Regions from separate parts of the Homo sapiens genome. Here all the other regions are linked to region 3. Evidence: chromatin loops called from intact Hi-C (ENCODE). Cell type or tissue: GM12878. All regions are shown on one strand. Links, peaks and the distances in the headings refer to the core of each region. The heading gives the core; the rest is flanking DNA.

Region 1 (6,484 bases), core at 702-5,701, 440 kb before region 3:
AAGGCCTGGTTTGTCGAGCGGTTTTTTTTTTTTTTTATCATAAAGTGATGTTGGATTTTATTGAATTCTGTTTTGGCATCGATTGAGAGGATCGTATAGTTTTTGTTCTTAGTTCTGTTTATGTAGTGAATTACACTTATTGATTTACATATGTTGAATCATCCTTGCATCCATGGAATAAAATCCACTTGATTGTGATGAACTGACTTTTTGATAAGCTTCTTGATTTGATTTGCTAGTATTTTGTTGAAGATTTTGGGGTCTACGTTCATCAAGGATACTGACCTATAGTTTTCTATTTTTGTTGTGTCATTGTCACATTTTGGTATCAGGATGATACTGGCTTCACAGAATGATTTAAGGAGGAATCTCTCTTTCTCAGTTTTTTGGAAACATTTCCGAAAGATTGGTATCAGCTCTTCTTTGTACATCTGGTAGAATGTGGCTATGAATCCATCTGATCTTGGGTTTTTTTTAGTTGGTAGATTTTTTATTACCGATTCATTTCTATAACTTGTTATTAGTCTGTTCAGGATTTCAATTTCTTACTGTTTTAATCTTGGGAAGTCATATGTTTCCAGGAATTTATCCATTTCCTCTTGGTTTCTATTTTGTACACATAGAAATGTTCATAGTAGTCTTTATGGATCTTTTGTATTTTTGTGGTGTCGGGTGTGATGACACCTTTATCAATTCTGATTGTGCTTATTTGAATCTTCTCTCTTTTTCTTGGTTAATCTAGATATTGATATGTCAGTTTTGTTTATCCTTTCAAATAACCAACTTTTTGTTTTGTTGATCCTTTGTTTGTTTTTTGGGGTCACAATTCCATTTAATCTTTGTTGTTTCTTTGCTTTTGCTAACTTTGCATTTGGTTAGTTTTTGTTTTTCTAGTTCCTTTAGGTGCAGCATTAGGTTGTTAATTTGAGAACTTTCTTTCTTTTTGGTGTAGGCATTTAGCGCTATAAAATTTCCTCTTAACACTGTTTTGTTGTATCTCCATTGGTTTTGGTATGTTGTGTGTCTATTTTTGTTTGTTTCAAAATTTTAAAAACTTCTGCCTTAATTTAGTTGCTTATTCAAAAGCCATTCAGGAGCAAGTTGTTTAGTTTCCATATATTTGTGTGGTTTTGAGAGTTCCTCTTGGTATTAATTTTTAAATTTTGTTTTGTGGTCTGATAATATGCTTGATATGATTTTGATTTTAGAACTTAGTGAGATTTGCCTTATGACCATTTTAGAGGTTGTTTCATGCACAGATGATAAAATGTATATTCTTTGGTATTGAATTGAATGTTCTGTAGATGCCTATTAAGTCCATTTGGACAAGAGTCCAATTTAAGTCCTGAGTTACTTTATTAGCTTATGCTTTGATTATCTTTCTAGTGCTGTCAGTGGAGTGTTGAAGCCCTTCACTATTATTGTATGGCTGTCTGCCTCTTTTCTTAGATACAGTAGTATTTGTTTGTGAATCTTGGTACTCTGATACTGGGTTTGTATATACTTAGGATAGTTAAATTTTCTTGTTGAATTGAATCCTTTATCATTATATAATACTCTTTTATTTATTTTTACTGTTGTTTTAAAGTATGTTTCATCAGATACAAGAATAGCAATCCCTGCTTTTTTTTTTCCTTCGCTTTCCATTTGCATGAGAGATCTTTCTTCATCTCTTTACTTTGAGTCTGTGGGTATCATTACACATAATATGGGACTCTTGAAGGCAACAGCAGGTTGAGTATTGTTTTTTAATCCAATTTTCCACTCTATGTCTTTTAAATAGAGCATTTAAGCTACTTACTTTCAAGGTTAATATTGATATGTGAGGTTTTGTTCCTCTCCTAGCATTGTTAGCTAGTTGCTTTGTACAATTGTGTAGCTGCTTTATGGGATCTGTGAACTTTGTACTTACCTGTCCTTTTACGGTAGCAAGTATCATCCTTTCATTTCCATGTTTAGAAATCCTTTGATCATTTCTTATAGGGCTGGTCTGGTGGTTATGAATTCCCTTAGCATTTGCTTGCCTGGGAAAAGTTTTATTTCTTTTTCACTTATGGAGTTTAGTTTGTCAGGATATAAAATGCATGAATGTCATTTATTTTCCTTTAAGAAGGCTAAAAGTAGGCCCCTAATTTCTTCTGGTTTAGAAGACCGCTGTTAGCCTAATGGGATTTCCTTTATAGGTAATTTTGCCCTTTACTCTATGCCTTCAAGTTGTTTTCATTAGCATTGACCTTGGATAGCCTGATGATCATATATCTTGGTGATGGTCATCTTGTATAGTATCTCGCAGGTGTTCTCTGAATTTCTTGTATCTGGGTCTTGAGCTCTAGCAATATTAGGGCAATTTTCCTGAACTATTCTTTCAAATATGTTTTCCAAGTTGCCTACTTTTTCTTCTTCTCTATCATAATGCCGATTAGTCATAGATTTGGTTGCTTTACATAGCCCCATGTTTCTTATGTGCTTTGTTCATTAATTTTTTTTAAATTTTGTCTGACTGGGTTGCTTTGTGTTCATTTCAACTTTCTCTTGGATCTCATTGAGTTTCCTTGCAATCTATACTTTAAATTCTTTATCTGTCATTTTAGACTTTTGACTCTGGTTGGGATCCATTGCCAGAGAGCTAATGTAATCTTTTGGAGTTGTCAAAACACTGTCTTTTTGTACTGCTGGAGTTCTCCTCTTGATTTCTACTCATCTTAAGGAACCGTCGCTTCTTATTTTTGAGTTTTCTATCATTTTGATGGGACTGTTTTTAATTTTTTATCTTTTCCCTTGAGGGTATGACTATGGTATATGTTGTGTATAATCATCCGGTTTTGTTTCTGGGTGCTTTTGTGGGGGCCAAGGCTCTGAATGGGTTCCTTGGTTGTGGATAGGTTCTGTGTGATAGCTTTCTAAGATGCTGCTTGTTGTAGGGATATATTGGACATATGAGCCCATACACCATCTCCTGCTGTGCTCCGGGTGTGGAGGTCTCAGGGAGCACATCTTGTGTACTAGCAGTAAGACCCTCCGGAAGATTTTTAATTTGGTGGTGCAATTCAGGCTGCATTCCAGTAGGTGGCAATGAAGAGTAAGAGCCGGCTCATTCTCAGCTCAGGGGGAAGTGCCCACCCTGATGGGGAGAGACTGTGTTGGGGTGTTCTAGGTCCCTGGGGTAGGGAGTGGGAGTGAAGCCTTGTCCTGAGCAGCCAGGAACACGATTCCCTTCCCTATCATGGCCCTGTTGCAGGGCTCAAAACCTCCAGTTCATTTAGACTTTGTTCTTTGGCTCCCAGCTGCAGTGTGGCTGTGGACCTTTGGATGTGGCTATGGCCCTCTGGCAGCGACCACCAAACTGGACTCAGGGCACAGCCTCTTCCCTCAGTCTGGAGCAGACAACTGTATGGCTTGTCTGGCCTCCGTTGTCAGGGTGCTGCTGCTCTGTGTAGGGAGAGGGAGTTGGGCCCCAACCTTCATGCAAGTCCAAGCAGCACAGGCTCACTTTCTGCGCCAAGAAAAAGCACTTTCTCCAAGTGTACATGTGTCAGCCCCCAGTGGGGAGAACCTCTGCTGTATCCACAATAGTAGATGGGGTGGGGGTCGGGAAATAACGCCCTCTCTATCCCTCTTCCCAGCTGCTGGGTGCTGCCCCTTCCAGAGATTGGTGATGCGCCTTCATTTCCTTTGTCCCAAAAAGAGCTTTGATGGGCTGCACTCCCTCCTCCCTTGGGGCAGCCTACACCAAGGGTTAGATCTCTAGGGACCCCACAGCTCCCCAGGGACTTGATTGCTGTGCTTGTGAAAGTCTGAGGGGATTATAAGGTATGTTTGCTGGGGATCTGCTGGTGCATCGTCTTGGGGGCAGAGATTTCCCAGGCAGGACAGTGGCCAATGATAGGTACATAACCAGTATGGTACTCACCATCTCAGTTTGGGTCTGAGTGGGATGGGGGAACCTCTGCGCGAACTCGCTACCTGGTCCTCTGTCCTCATGAAGTTTCCAAATCGCCACGGACAGTGTTGTCCAGGGCTGTGAGTGCAGGGGGTCTTCCCAACAGTTTGGCAGGCAGCAGATTGCCACAGAGGTGAGGGGAGCAGAGAGGACTCCCACTACCCTTTCTTCGGGGCTCCACGTTGCTCTGGGGTCGGTCTCAGCCAGACTCTTGCTACTTTCCTTTTCTGCACCCCAGCTGTCCTGGCTCTCTTCCCTCAGTTTTCTCTTGAGAGCCCGTCCATTCACAGTAACTGTGATCCACGTCCCCTTTTTTCTTCAGTTCTGTACTCTTTCTACTCTCTTTCTATTGGTCAGTTGGATTTAAGTTCCTCGTGTATAACGGAGTGGGTGGGTTGGATTCTAGCAAAGTTCATTTTTTGCAGTTGTGTTTTGTGAGTATATGAGTTGTCTTTATAACTCAGAAATAATGGTCGTGAAGACATATCTACCTTGTTTCCTTCTTAAATAAATTTCACTTATTTCTGGCTTTATAAATTCCCAGCCTTGTGTTTGAATTATTTTCCACGTAATTTTCAAAAGTCAGGGGTCCTGGGTCTGAATGTGTCCCCTTTATGGCCATTGCCATTTTTTGGTATGTATCCTTTAATGGGTCATTTCACTTCTTTGAGCTTTAGTTTTCTCGTTAGTAAATGAGAGCTATTAATATTTACTTTAGTTGTATATTATAAATATTCAATAAGAAAGTATACATAAAAACATGCAGAATATTCAGGTCATATGCTAAGGGATCCACAAATATTACTGCTAGTTGAGTGACTTGAAAAAAATTATCTTCTCTGTCAGAAGAAATACTCTCTTCTCATATAGATGAGATCCTAATGCCATTTGGTCACTCTTTTTTGTCACTATGAATCAGGGCCCCTCAGCCTCAAGATCACAATTGCAAGAATTAAGAAAAATGATCTTTATTTTGCATTCAAAAGTAGTGGTGTGTTTCAATAATAGTGTATTATGATTATTTATAAGTAGTTTTGATATGTGGCAGGTACATCCTTATTTTAGATAATGTATAAAAATTTATTTTTATAGAATAAATGGTTCAATTTGTCCAAATTATTATGATAAGAAGACTTCTGAATGTTAATTATGACTTCTGCTAACAGTATTGGTAGAAGAGTAATTTGGAATAACCCTCCTTATGGAGGGAGATTAGAAAATCTAGGTAAATAATTTACAGATATCAGAGAACTAAGAAGCTAGTAGAGAGTTATAGGGCTAAGATCCTAGAGGAGACAAAAATATACAAAGATATGCTCAAAATTTAGGGCTACTTTCTCCTGGTACATTTACCGATTCTAGAAGTGTCAGCCGGAAGTTTAGTTGCACTTTTGACAGGCCCTTAAAGCAAAAGATACAAAACATTAGAGTCCAGAGTCTTACAAAGAAGGATCCCAAGTAATCCCTATACTCAACCTTTTAGTTTGGGGTTCCTCAGAATTTGCTCCAGGCCAGACTTCTAAGAAGCTATAGCTTTCAGTCATCTCAGTCATTGAATTTGCATAAAGGAGACTCTGTATTGTCAGTGCCCAGAAGCCTAGTAGAAACAAATAAATATCTTCTCTTGAAGAAGATACACCAACCTTTGCCTCGAAGTATTTATACTTTTTTCCAATAAAATTTTATTTATTTATTTATTATTTATAGAGATAGGGTCTCCTTTGTCACCCAGGCTGTTCTCAAATCCCTGCCCTCAAGTGATCCTCTTGCCTTGGCCTCCCAAAGTGCCTTTTAAAAAATCTTACCACACAATAAAAGAAAACTAGGCACAAGACAAGGGTCGGGGTGCTGGCTGATGCTTCATGACATTTGTGGGGGTGTGATCAATTTTAAGCTCTGTATTTTATTTTGTGCAATGCACTTTTCTGTCTGCGTATTTAAAAATGTTTAAAAAAACAAACAATTATGAAACGATTGTTGGAGCACCCTGGAGACATGTTTGGCCCCTCCTTTTATTTTAGTTGACATGTAATATACATATTTATGTGATACAGAGTGATATTTCAATACATGTGTACATGTGGAATGATCAAATTTGGATCATCTGGGTATTTATCACCTCAAACATAGCATGTCTTTGTGTTGTAAACACTCACAATCCTCTCTTTTAGCTTTTTGAGGATATACAATAAGTTAGTTAACCATATTCACCTTATAGTGCTGCAGAACATCAGACACATTTGGTCTATCTAGCTGTAACAGTGTGTCTGTTAACCAGTCTCTCCTCCTCCCTATACTTCTCAGCCTCTAATGCACACACTTCTATTCTCTATTTCCGTGTAGCCACTCCTATATTTTGCATTCCAGTTTTAAGAGACTCGGAGTGGAGAAAGATATGGGAATACTATAGGACATTCAAAAAAGTTTTTTTTCCTTTGCAAAAGGGATTTATTTCTAAGATCTCAGAAATTATGTTCCTTATCTCCTTAAGAGTCACATGGCATAACCAAAAATTTTTCAGCAAAATGATAAAATTGAGGCTGC
Region 2 (6,484 bases), core at 681-5,680, 590 kb after region 3:
ACATGGTGATTATTAGTAAAAGATGAGTCCAAAATGGTATTCTATTGAGAATAAGGAGTGATATAGTTTGGATGTTTGTCCCCAACCAAATCTCATGTTGAATTGTAATCTCCAATGCTGGAGGTGGGGCCTGATGGGAGGCGTTTGGGTCATGAGGGCAGATGATTCATGGCTTGGTGCTGTCTTCACGATAGTGAGTTTTGCAACATCTGGTCATTTAAATGTGTGACACCTCCCCCCTCACTCTCTCTTTCTTCTGTTCTTACCACTTTATGTGCTTGCTCCCCTTTTGCCTTCTGCCATAATTGGAAGCTTCCTGAGGCCTCTTCAGAAGCAGATGCTGCTATGCTTCCTATACAGCCTGCAGAACCGTGAGCCAATTAAACCTCTTTTCTCACAAATTACCCAGTCTCTGGTATTTCTTTATAGCAGTGCCTGAACAGCCTAATACAGAAAATTCTTACCAAGGATTGGGGCATTGCTATAAAGATACCCGAAAATGTGAAAGCACCTTTAGAACAGGCAACAAGAAGAGGTTGGAAGAGTTTGAGTGCTCAGAAGACAGAAAAATTAGGGAAAGTTTGCGACTTCTTAGAGACTGGTTAAATGGTTGTGACCAAAATGCTGATAGTGATATGGATAGTGAAGGCCAGGCTGACAAGGTCTCAGATGGAAATGTGAAACTTATTGGAAACTAGAGCAAAGGTCATGCACTTTATGCCTTAGCAAAGAACTTGGCTGCATTGTGCCCCTGCCCTAGGTCTCTGTGGAAGTTTGAACTTCAGAGTGAAGATTTAGGGTATTTTGTGGAAGAAATTTCTAAGTAGCAAAGCATTTACAATGTGGCCTGGCTGCCTCTAACAACCTATGCTCGGAGGCATGAGCAAAGAGCTAACTTAAAGCTGGAAGTATATTTAAAGGGGAAGCAGAGCATAAAAATTTGGAAAGTTTGCTGCCTAGGCATGTGGTACAGAAAACAAAAGCATTTTAAGGAGAGGAATTCAAGCAGGCTGTGAAGCAACCACTTGCTACAGATATTTGCTTAACTAAAACGGAGCCAAGGGCTAATATGTAAGACAATTAGGAAAAGGCCTCAAAGGCACTTCAGAGAACTTCATGGCAGCCCTTCCCATCACAGGCCGAGAGTCCTCTAAGAGGAAAGGATGGTTTTGTGGACCAGGACTCCAGCCTGGGTAATGAAGCAAGACCCTGTCTCTAAAAATAAATAAATAAATAATAAAATAAATAAAAGCACTACTTTGTTTTCTTTATCTATTTCTTCCTTGGGAGAAAGGAGCAATTGTTATCTTTTTTTTTTTTTGGCCCTTCATATTTATTTACATGTTCCATAAATTATTTTTCTTATAATTATTTTGTAGGTATGCTCTAAGATAAGTTCTCTAAAACAAATAAATCTCACTCTACATCTCTTCTTTGCTTTTCCCTATCCTCATTCCTTTTGTTGCTGGATCCTCAAAGGCCTCATTCACCTTTTCACACATTCTCCTTTACAGATACTCTCTGCCTCTGTTTCAGCTGACTTGCCTGGCCGGCATATCTGCTGCTAGTTTCACATGAATACATTCTCTTACAACCTTCTTGTTCTAACACATATGACTCTTTTCAAAATCACAGATACATTATTATCCTAAAAGAACTCAAGCCCAAGAATCCACTGAAGTCGTAATTTGAGTGAGAGTTTAGGCATTTTTTAATTGCCTCAAAACAGGTGAGTTTGGCTTATTTTTTTCAAGTGCAGATGAATTCAGAAGGAAGAGCTTAAGCATGCCCTGCTTAAGAGCACTTTTATATTGCTATAACAAATTTACAAGTCCTGACATAATTACTTGTTTTTGCTTTTCTTAGATAATGTATCTGTAAGTTGTTTTTTTTACGAGATGCTTTAGACCCATGGCAGTGAAAATCACCTACTTACCCAACCAGCTGTAACAGTCATACATTACCCAAAGAGATAAATCTGAAACAAATACCAGAGGACTGGAAACCTATTGAGGAGAGGTGTAGAGAATAAAGAGTGAGTGAGTTCCAGGGCTAGAATACAGAAGCATACAGTTCGGCCATATGCCTAAAGCAGTTGTGGGAGCTGAGAGGAGCCCATGTGACCAGAAAGCTGCTGAAGATGTCTTCCAAACTCAGTCAATCCCCACTGCACCAGCTTCCTCCCTCTCCCACCTTCCCCTAACCATTCCAACAGATCTCTGGGGAGAGGAGTGGAAATAAGACAGGGGACAAAAGGCAAGCCTCGTATCCAAAGATACCGAGGAAAGGAATAGCAGAGCATAAATTAACCCTAAAGGGTAAGTCTTCAGTTCCCCCAAAGACTGTAGAAACAGGGCCCACTTCAACCTCTGAAGGAAAATAGAAAGTAAGAAACTGAGGAAGCTAGGGAGAGAAAGAATCAGAATTCCAGCGGGGGAAGCAAAATGTTCACTCAAAACTAGATATTGTATCATCAGCATTTCTTTTATTCCAAAGTCTTCCACAAAGTTAAGTCATATTACTTTCCAAAGCCGGCCTTTGGGTAATTTAAGTACTTCCACCATCGCCACTGGGCAAACTGAAATGTATCAGGGAAACAGAGAGTGCATGCACATTAGGTGGTGTCAGCCCTTTGTAACTGATCAGCAGCCAGCGTTGAAAACTTTCTTTGCGTAGAATTCAGACCTAAGAGATAGCTGATGAATTTTTTCATTTCCATGTTTTTTTTATTCCATTGTGTCTCAGAATTAGTGAGGTTTTTTTTTTTTTGTTTTTTTTTGTTTTTAAAAGCTGTGTTCTGCTTTTTTTTTCATCTGAAGGCTGGTAAACAGGCTGCTCCGGCCTCTGGAAATTTATCACAAATAGCCCAGCGCCCTCTATCGGCCCCCCTGCCACACTGCCTCTTGATGGCCTCTGCAGCTACCTCGGTTGTTTTAAACATTCTGCAACCACGGCTCTGCCACAAGTGATAAATTAGTGGCTTCAGAAAAGTACTGTTCGGGTTGAACACAAATCATTTGATAAACAAAATCAGAAATAAGTAATGGACTCTAAAATCAAGCAGTAAAATTATTTATGGTAGGGTCAATTATGTCATTTTCCTCTTTTGAAAACATTTACTTTGATTTTTCTTAAAAAACGGCTTTGTTACATGGCCGAATTGCCAATAACTGTGGCTTGACACAACTTGCTTCAGAAGCAGACAGTGAACTGACTCAAATCTAACCAAAGTGACTCAGCAAACAGCACGTGATAAGAAACTGACATGCTAGCCCATAAGAGAAAAAAAAATAGAACAAATTTTCTCCAGGTTCACATCACCTTAAGACTGATAGGGAAATGGGTTTAGGACTGTCATCAAGTGAGAGGAAGAAGCTCCTTAGGGAGGACAAGTGGACATTTCAGAGATTAACCTCTTCAAACTCCTAAATAATCATTTCTTGGCATGTACCTTTAACCCTATAGTCCTTGACCCTTGAGTTGTTTTTTAAAATGGCATAGGAAGGCCCTTGTTTGTTGTTTGTTTCCATAGAAGACTTTGTCCTCTATACAAGGTTCATTTTACCCCCATACGTGAAGAAATTAGGACTTCTAATTTTTCTGCAAAAAAAAAATAATAAGAGTAATTTCAATCTGGGACCAGTTAAGTCTCCATATAAAACGGAGAAAGGACATCACCTCCCCACCTCCCTTTCTGATTGATCTGTTCCTAGGGCTTGAGACCTCCTAAGTGAGATTTCCTTGCAACACAATACAGATATCGGGAAATGACTTCTTCTGCCACTAAAATAGTGGATTGTGGTTGTGCCTCAGCAATGTTGAATCGTTTATGTGCTAGGCATTGGACAGGGGTTGGAGGAACAAAAATAAATAAAACACAGTCCCTACCCACAAGGATCTCACTCATCTAGGATACAAAGACAAGTGAACATAATTAGAATATAACACTAAACTCAATGATAAAAATACACAGAGAGTGGGAGCAGAAAAGGTTCAAGCAAGACTCATGATTTCAAAGCAGTAATTTGTACTGCACCCCCAAATTCCTCACTTTCATTCAGTGAGGATCTGGAGACTGCCTGGAGTCCTCTAATTCACCGAGGAAAGAGCTGGGGATAAATATGTTAACTGAAGTATGATTTTCTCATAGTCAGAAACGCATCAGACATAAAAAGCAAGCTATTCAGAAACACAGGAGAGGAGTTTCAAGGAGAGGATGATAGGACATGTCAGATGGAGACGAGGTCAAGAAAAATTCAGACTGAAAGGATTGCTGCATTTGGCAGTAAAAAGGTCATTGCTGAGTTCAAGACAGTCACTTCAGTAGAGTGATGAATACAAGATGCCAGGTTCAAAGAAGATGTATGTAACAAGGAAATAAACACAGCAGGCACAGATGCTATTGTAGGTCGCTAATACAGAGGCATTCACCGTAAGTGAGTGCCACAGGAGGCAGCACAGGGGAATGTTTTCCTTGGGGACAGTAGCCCTTCCTGTGGGGCAGAGGCTGAGCATGTGGGCTCTCCAGTCACAAGCACCTGGGTTCAGGTTCCAGCTGTGCCACATAGGTAATCTAGCCACAGCAGGCCTCTGTCAAACGGGATCATCACAGCACATACCTCATAGAAAAAAATACCTAGGATAGAGTAAATCCTCAGTGTAGAAACTGGAAAGGAGTCAGAGAAGCCACCATATGCCTTCAGTTCTAAAACTCCTATTTTAACATTTCTGAAATCAGGATACATTACAGTTTGTCAGCATTTTCCCCTCTTAGCAGAACATAAAATAATGACTCATGTAACCATCAATGACATCTTAGGTTTAATGGAAGAGTTAGTCCCTAACCCTGAAGCAGTTAAGTAATTGGCCTAGCTTTATGCAAACTGGCTCATAAAGAAATGTTAAAGTGAACATTTTGCTTAAATTCATGAGGGTTTTTAGAAGTCTTCTGGGTCCTGGCCAGGCACGGTGGCTCACGCCTGTAATCCCAGCACTTTGGGAGGCCAAGGCGGATGGATCACCTGAGGTCAGGAGTTCCAGACCAGCCTGGCCAACATGGTGAAACCCCATCTCTATTAAAAATACAAAAAAAAATTGCTGGGCATGGTGGTGGGTGCCTGTAATCCCAGCTACTCGGGAGACTGAGGCAAGAGAATCTCTTGAACCCGGGAGGCAGAGGTAGCAGTGAGCAGAGATCACGCACTGCACTCCAGCCTGGGCAAGAGAGTGAGACTCCATCTCAAAAAAAAAAAAAAAAAGTCTTCTGGATCCTTGCTATTCATAGTATGCTCAACAAGCCAGCAACATCAGCATCATCTGGGAGCTCCTTAGAAATGCAGAATGCCAGGTCCTATCCCATACCTATGGAATAAGAATCCTCATTTTAACAAGGCCTCCAGGCCAGGCATGGTGGCTCATGCTTGTAATCCTGGCACTTTGGGAGGCTAAGTTATGGGGATTTCTTGGGCTAGGAGTTTGAGACCAGCCTCGGCAACATAGTGAGAGACCCCATCTCTACTAAAAAAATTTTTTAATTTTCTGGGCATGGTGGTGGTACGTACCTTGTAGTCCCAGCTACTGGGGAGGCTGAGGTAGGAGGATTGCTTGAGCCCAGGGGTTTAAGGCTCTAGTGAGCTGTGATTATGCCACTGCACTTTAACTTGGGTAACAGAACAAGACCCCATCTCCATAAAAAAAAAAATTAATAAAATTAAAAGGCCCTAGGTTATTTTTGTGTACAATCAAGTTTCAGAAGCATTCTAGCCTTTTTGTTTAGTATTACAGATATTGGTGTAATTAGACATTTCGATTTGTTCCCTTAACTACTCACCAAAATTTTTTTATTTCATTAGAAATATAATGGAAAATTGAAGTTGATACCTTGAAATCTCTTAAGATTTACAGTGTATTTGGGGATTATTAGAACTGGACATGGAAATTAAAATCTCTGAAAAATCACAGGTAACAGTAACACCAAAGTTGGGGAGACAGAGAAGAGTTTCAATTAAAAAAAAAAAGTTTTTTTCTGTGACATTGCTGAATTTGGTTTTCATATGATGTTCCAAATAAACACAACATTTGTACTGTTGACTAAACAGAGTCCCAACCAGACTGAACACTTATTGTGCACAAGGACGGAACATTTTAGGGCTCCAATTAATCTAACTTGACCAACTAGATAAATAACAGGCTACTAAATATTTGATTTAATATCATATAATTAGAAATATGGAATTGTTATGAAATATGCTGTTTGGTGTTATCTACTGTAGAAAACATAAATCACTAATATGAAATTTTGTGATACCCTCATTGAGGATAATAGCACAATCACGGCCAGAGGTAGCACAGCTTTGATTATCCTATTATCCTCTATGGTGGATTCAATCAAAAGAGAATGTAAAATTAGGAAGCATAACTCTGAAATGGAATAGTGAATCCTCCACATAAGAACCTAGATTGGCTGCCAGATGCAAATAGCTGG
Region 3 (6,484 bases), core at 882-5,881:
AAGACATTCAGGGAAAAAGGAGGGTTCGTTTGTTCAGCTAAATTATTTTCATCTGTTGACCACAGGCAGCTCCATTAGGTATAATGATAATGCTATTTGTATTGTTATGACTCAAAAAAGGATTGACTCTTCTGTGTCATACCATGGTGGTAAAATTTCCCATGAGAGTAACTTCACATAAGTCCAGGCAGAATAGAGCCAAGGAATCTGGACCATAACCCCATCATTTTAAAAATATGGATATTGTAATGGTCAACTAAATTATCCTTTTATTTCAGAGATGTATATCTATGTCGCTTTTAATTTTTAATGACAAATTTGATGTGTCAACTAGAAATTGCATCTGACTGCCCAAAAGTGTGTGTATGTAGCTCATTGAAATTCATTGTAATACCTATTAGCCACATGGACTAAGTCATTAGCTAAGCAACCCTAGACCAGGAAGGAAAAACATTAATCTTCATCATTTTTCACTTGCCACTAGCCTCTCAACTTTAAACGTGCTGAGGCAACAGGAGATGAAAGATCAGAGCTTCAAAGGAAATAATACTCCATGCCAGTAGTTCTTCTTGAACTTCAGCACGCATCAGAACTACCTGATGAGTTTATGAAAAACACACATCACTGAACTCTACCCCCAGTGTATTTGATTCAGTACGTTTGGGGCAGGGCCAGGTGATTTGCATTTCTAACGAATCTCTGGGTGACGCTGATGCTACTGGTCTGGGGACCATGCATTGAGAATTACTGCTATATGCTTTCTGAAAAAGAATCAGGCCAGGTGTGGTAGCTCGTTCCTGTAATCCCAGCACTTTGGGAGGCCAAAGTGGGTGGATCACCTGAGGTCAAGAGTTCGAGATCAGCCTAACATGGCAAAATCCTGTTTCTACTAAAAATACCAAAAATTAGCCAGGCATGGTGGTGGGCGCCTGTAATCCCAGCTACTCAGGAGGCTGAAGCGGGAGAATCACTTGAACCCTAGAGGCGGAGGTTGCAGTGAGCAGAGATCGCACCACGGCACTCCAGCCTGGAAAACGGAGTGAGATGCTGTCTCAAAAAAAAAAAAAGTATCAGATAATTAGAAAATAACACAGAATACCCGTTTTTCTTATTTGTACACCAGTCCTGACCAGCCTACTTTCTGTGTTTTGAATCTTAAGAACACCTGAGATTCAAGGTGTTTGTATGGAAATTGGAACAGCATGCAAGAGTGCAGGCAAGTATTTGTATTAAAGAATAGGATAGTCCCAAAATAAAGGTAGTCGATTTGCAATCATATACAAAATTCTTGCAGTTTTTTAAGATTCTGGCCTTTATGCTTGAATTTTATATGTAATCTTATAAAAAATGGTGTTATAGTTAACAGAGGCCAAATTTTACATTCAGGTTTCTAATCTGTCTCACCTTTTCTTCTTAATATAGAAATATAAGTTACTAGTTAATAAATTAATAAGAATTAATCTACTGTTCTCATATTTTCAGGAATTACAAAATATAGAATAAATTATAAAGTATATATTAGATAGTAAAATAGACAATTTCAAATTGTCACATTATATCTTTCAGTTCTAAAACTGTTTTCTAAACCAATTTGAAAAGTTCTTCGTATTTAGTTAGAATATCCATTGTTGCCTACTTACATGTAGTTTATCTGCAGGTGGGCAGAAATTGGGGTACAAAATAAAAACATTTTTTAATGCCTGGGGTCTCAAGGAGCTTACAAGGTGTAAGGAACTTGGTAAAACATAATTAGACTAGAGATGCCTTTTAGCACTTACTGAAGGATATTCAGAAGCCAGCTGTTCCACGTCTTTCTCCACCACTGTAAGCACCTCTTCCTCTTGGGGCTGACTGCTGTATGAAAAAAAGGTCTGAGCACACTGAATATGATGACAGAATTTACTCCTTCGCTAATTCATTCAACAAATATTTATTTGCTGAGCACTTGTTATGAGCTGTAAATTTTACTAGGAACTGGAGATACATTAATTACTAAGATGCAGACCCCACCCTCAAAGAACTTAGAAGTTTTTAGGGGAATCAGAGCAATTAAAGAGATAAGGTTTGTGAGAGAAAAACAACAAGGACACTCCTAAATGTGAAGATATCCTTCAGATGAAAGTTTTAATTGTTATAACTTATCCTGCAACAATTCAGAAATAAACTCAAACCTCACCTCTTGTTGTATAAATAGAGGTAAAAAGGGAAATGTAATTTGGCTGACGTCAGTAAAAGCAACCAGTTATAGCTTCATAGCCCCAGATAATAAGGAGAATTGAATATTTGAAGTGCTGGCCTTTTATTGTGGCAACATGCACAGACTGCCTGGTTTCTTTCTCCTCCTAATCATCTCTGCAATTAGATTTAATAAATTGAACTTAATGGAAAATTAAGAGAATAATAAGGGCCAATAAAGCAAATTATATTAAAGTGATTTAATAAATATGTTTAATAATTTAGCACTACTACCACATAAAGTTTAGCTAACTGCTAAGCTTGTGAAATTAAGAAAAGGTGCTGCTGAGGAGGTTGAAAGGTTTTTTGGTTGGCGAGCCATGTCAAAATGAAATACAGACCCAGGCAGGTGACGCTTGTTAACCTCATTTCCCAGAGCATTTAAGAGAGCTCACAGGGTTACTCATATACTGCCAAGTCTCTTTTTAAACTCACCTCTCTCTGAACCTTAAGAAAACTTAAGGAGAAAGGACACATGCCCCAGCAAGGAAGGAGAGGGAGACGGCTTCACTTTAACTGCCATCTTCTATAATAAATCTATTTCATTATCTTGTTGTGATCACCTTCAGTTGCTCATGCCTGCTTTAACAAACCATAAACCAATGCCATTACTGGTAAAATTTAACTTCTTTAACCCAGTCAGTTCTCTTGTTTGCCCTACTAAGCAGAATAGTCCTCAGACACCCTGAGATAATGGCTCACAGAGAACACTCTGTCCCCAGCACTTGATGGTCAACAGGTCCTGAATTCAGTTGACTGGGTGGACTATATTCACATCGCTGAGCAGTGGTTTATAACACATGCAGGAATGTGAAGAAACAGCCAAATGGGTCAGACAGAGTAGGTCAGGGGAAAAGGGCAGAACAAAATTCTGAACATAAAGTGTCTCGTTGATTCTATTCCTAACTTATCCCTACCCAGTCCATTTTCACAATTAGCCAATAGATGCAACATGTAAGCCCTAAATTCCTTTCCCATTGTTATAAAACGGGGATTCCTGTTTTTTTAATGAACATTCTCAGAAGAGAATTTCTTCAGAGGAAATAGCTTCTAAGAATGCAGCTCTTCAGTCCCCATGTGGCTCCAAAAGCATAACACATTATCTGTGCTTTGGTTTTACCCATTTGGAAACAACGAGGAAGTTGAACTATGTGATTTCAGAAATTCTTTTTTTTTCTAAATTTCTGTCATTATAAGGACAATCCGCATGTTAGCAATCCATGAAGTAGAGGAATAGTGTATGTGTTGCAGGTGAGAAGGGAAAAAATGTATAAGAGAAAAGAATGTCACATCACTCATATAAAGCCTGAAGGTGTAATTTAAAGAAAAACAGTTCATAGAAACAGAAAAAGCCAAAATTCCTTATATTCACTAACTCAAAACTATATTGAGTGAATTATAAAAGGTAAGGCAATCTTTTTTTTTCCTTCAGTTGTCTAGACTGAAGAACCTCATTTAACATATCTCAAAGGCATTTTGTTGATTTGAAGCACAGTGACAGTTGGATTTACTGCATACTCTCTTTAATTAGGATGGGAGACAGCTATTGATGTTCAACTTTTTGAAACCCAGAAGTTAGAAACATGAATTTATACAACTGATACCTCTAGCATAACATTCATGCAAATCTGAATAGGATAAAGAAAATGCCATAGTCTGTCTGAAAATTGTCGTGTAAGTTCTTGGAGTTTCTCCTTAAGAGGCATTTTAAAACGAAACAAAAAACAGGGTAGTATGGTTAGAGCTGGGCACATTTGTTTCCGGTAGAGAGGACCGTGTATTCTTTTACTTCTGACAACAAACCACAGTATTCATGCTGACACCACAGGCTTATGAAGTGATTTAGGGCATTTCCAGGAAAGTACCCTACTTCTAGATTCACTAGGGAATTTTTGCTGAATTCTCAGTCATATATTTTAAGTTGAAGTAGACCCTATAAGATGAAAAGATTCCGGTCAAGTGGAAGATTTGAAGGAAAATGATGTTTTAAAAAGAAAACATAAAAAAAGCAAGAGCCCAGATAAGATTGTGAGAAGTTGCTTGAAGCAATTCCCTGGTGGAAAGCCAGCTTGAAGGATGATACGCCAGTGTCATGATCATATTTGGGTTTATTACACCAGTTAGGAGGATGAAGGGGGGAAACAGGAAATAGGAACACAATGTGTAGATGATTACAGTAGGCTAGAGGAGAAAAATTCAGAATCTGGAAGTGAAGAGGAAAAGGCAGGTGGATAAAACATTTCAGAGATATCACCAATCATATTTGGTATGGAAGTAAATATGGAGGGAAGAAAACAGAAGTCAAAGATGACTTTCACATTTCTGCCTTAAACAATTGTAGGCCATTAACCAAATCAGAGGAAATAAGAAGATAAATAAATTAAGAATAGTAATAAGTTGTGCTTTGATATGCTACAGCTGAAGCATGTATGAGCCATCAAAGTGGAAGTTTACTAGGTACTTGGAAATATAGACATGATTCTCAGGCATGCTGTTAAGAATGTTGATAATAGATTTGGGGCCCTTAGCATATGGGTGATAATTGAAGCCATGGGCATGAATTTAATTGCTCAAGGGGAGTACAGAGTAAAAAGAAAAGAAGACTGAAAAAGGAGAATTGAAGGACACTAATATTTCAGGGATATACAGAGGAGGAAAGTTAACAGAAGACAGACAAATCACAGGCAGTTAGAGAAGCAGGGAAGGACCTTGGGAAACAGAGCAAACAACAGTATGAATGAAGGCTAAGATAAATAAGGTCCTTGAAATTAAGAAATCATTGGTGACCATATGGAAACACGTCAGTGGCATATCTGTAACAGAAGCAAGCCACATTGCAGAGAACTAATGAATGTTTAGGAGAAAAGGATGTGGAGTCAACAAGTCTGACACTGTTGTAAGCAGTCTGAAGATCAAAAGAAGGAAGGATATTGGCTAGATGTCAATGAGAATGTAGTTCCAAATAAGTTTGGCTTCTCTTTCATTGTCTGTTGTTTATTTTAACATAAATGTTACTTGAGCATATTTATAGGATGGGGTAATAAAATTAATGGTAGAGGGAATGAAAAGGGAAAGAGATAATTGATGGAACAAAATCCGAAAGAAGGAACCAAGAGTGCAAGTTAAACAGCATTTTTCTTGGAAATAAGGCTTTTTCATGGAACTAGAGGTGAAATTTTTATTTATTAATGTTTTAATGCAAAAATATTGGAGAGTATGAAACCTACCAGAATAATGATTAAATTTTGGCCCCTGGTGAGATGGCCAGGAAGTTACCTTCCTTCCTGATTTGCACTTCTTTACAGAAAATAACCGATAACACTGATGAGCTGAACACAGGAAAGATAGCTTTGTAGCTCGTAGGAAATGAAGGAAATGAGATAGTAATAAAGACTGTGAAGAAGAAATAAAATTCACACTAAAGATCTTTAATTTCTTCCATGCAAAGTCTATTTTTCAAGAGTTTATATTGAGCTATCTGAAGAGTTTAAATGACTTTTAAATGACTTTGCAACTCATTGCTTGTAACTCTAGCAAGAGCTTGAGGGTCAGTTTAACAATTGCTGCTGTAAGAGAATATATAACATGTATTTTCTTTAGACCTCTAGGGAAATAATCTTTTCTGGAAAACAAACAAACATGCAGTGTGGGTATGGTAACCATTCTTCTGAACCAAACAAATAGCAGGGAAACACCTGACATGGTCTGGCAATGAGATAGATATTTGAAATCAGGATTAACTTGATAACTCTGGAATATATGGTTTCTAAGGAATGAAAGATTTCAAGGGCAAAATATCCTATTCATAGTTAATGCAAGGTATCAGTCCAAGGAGATGAAGATGATATAGGACTGCTTCTGTGAGGGAATTTTTATGCTTCTGTCTATCCTCACTTCCTTCCTCAACATGTGGTGAATGCCCATGCATGCAGGACACTGGAACAGATACCCAGGATAGAAAAGTATGAACAAGTTCTATGGAAGAGGTAGATTTATAAGAGAGCATTTAGAGAGAACACTGCATACACAGTTATAGTAAAGAGCATAGTCAGTGTAGAGGCTAGATCTACTAACTGCCTAGGGCTAGCTACACTTGAGCGAAAATTTGCAAAAGGAGATAAGTGAATTATCTTTTAAAGAAAAAGGAAAAGTAAGCCTTAAGGAAAATAACTTAAGATGAAGGAAAATAACTTAAAAGATGTCTTTCTGGCCAGGCGCGGTGGCTCACGCCTGTAATCCCAGCACTTTG

What was found. Hi-C counts contacts between places; a loop is a spot of excess contacts. Peaks named below come from ENCODE experiments on the same cell type or tissue, not always from the same donor. Only the 100,000 strongest peaks of a DNase experiment are listed, where the experiment ranks them.
Region 1: it touches region 3 in a loop (4-fold over the local background); 1 of 110 quality-filtered maps calls a loop at or near these places.
Region 2: it touches region 3 in a loop (5-fold over the local background); 1 of 110 quality-filtered maps calls a loop at or near these places.

Annotation. Positions count from the first base shown.
Region 1 is chr15:54,079,986-54,086,469 of GRCh38, forward strand. The region is part of intron 2 of UNC13C (unc-13 homolog C); the gene reads left to right. Among named protein-coding and RNA genes, the nearest start is that of UNC13C, 100 kb to the left of the region's middle. In GM12878, for the core only: a CTCF peak has its summit at 3,069 (motif pointing right); no DNase peak of the experiment used is centred there.
Region 2 is chr15:55,106,178-55,112,661 of GRCh38, forward strand. No RefSeq gene overlaps it. Among named protein-coding and RNA genes, the nearest start is that of RSL24D1, 88 kb to the right of the region's middle. In GM12878, for the core only: a CTCF peak has its summit at 2,889 (motif pointing left); a DNase peak (open chromatin) is centred at 3,184.
Region 3 is chr15:54,515,746-54,522,229 of GRCh38, forward strand. All of the region lies in intron 24 of UNC13C (unc-13 homolog C), which reads left to right. Among named protein-coding and RNA genes, the nearest start is that of UNC13C, 540 kb to the left of the region's middle. In GM12878, for the core only: no CTCF peak of the experiment used is centred there; DNase peaks (open chromatin) are centred at 2,648, 2,827 and 3,986; H3K27ac peaks cover 1,185 bases.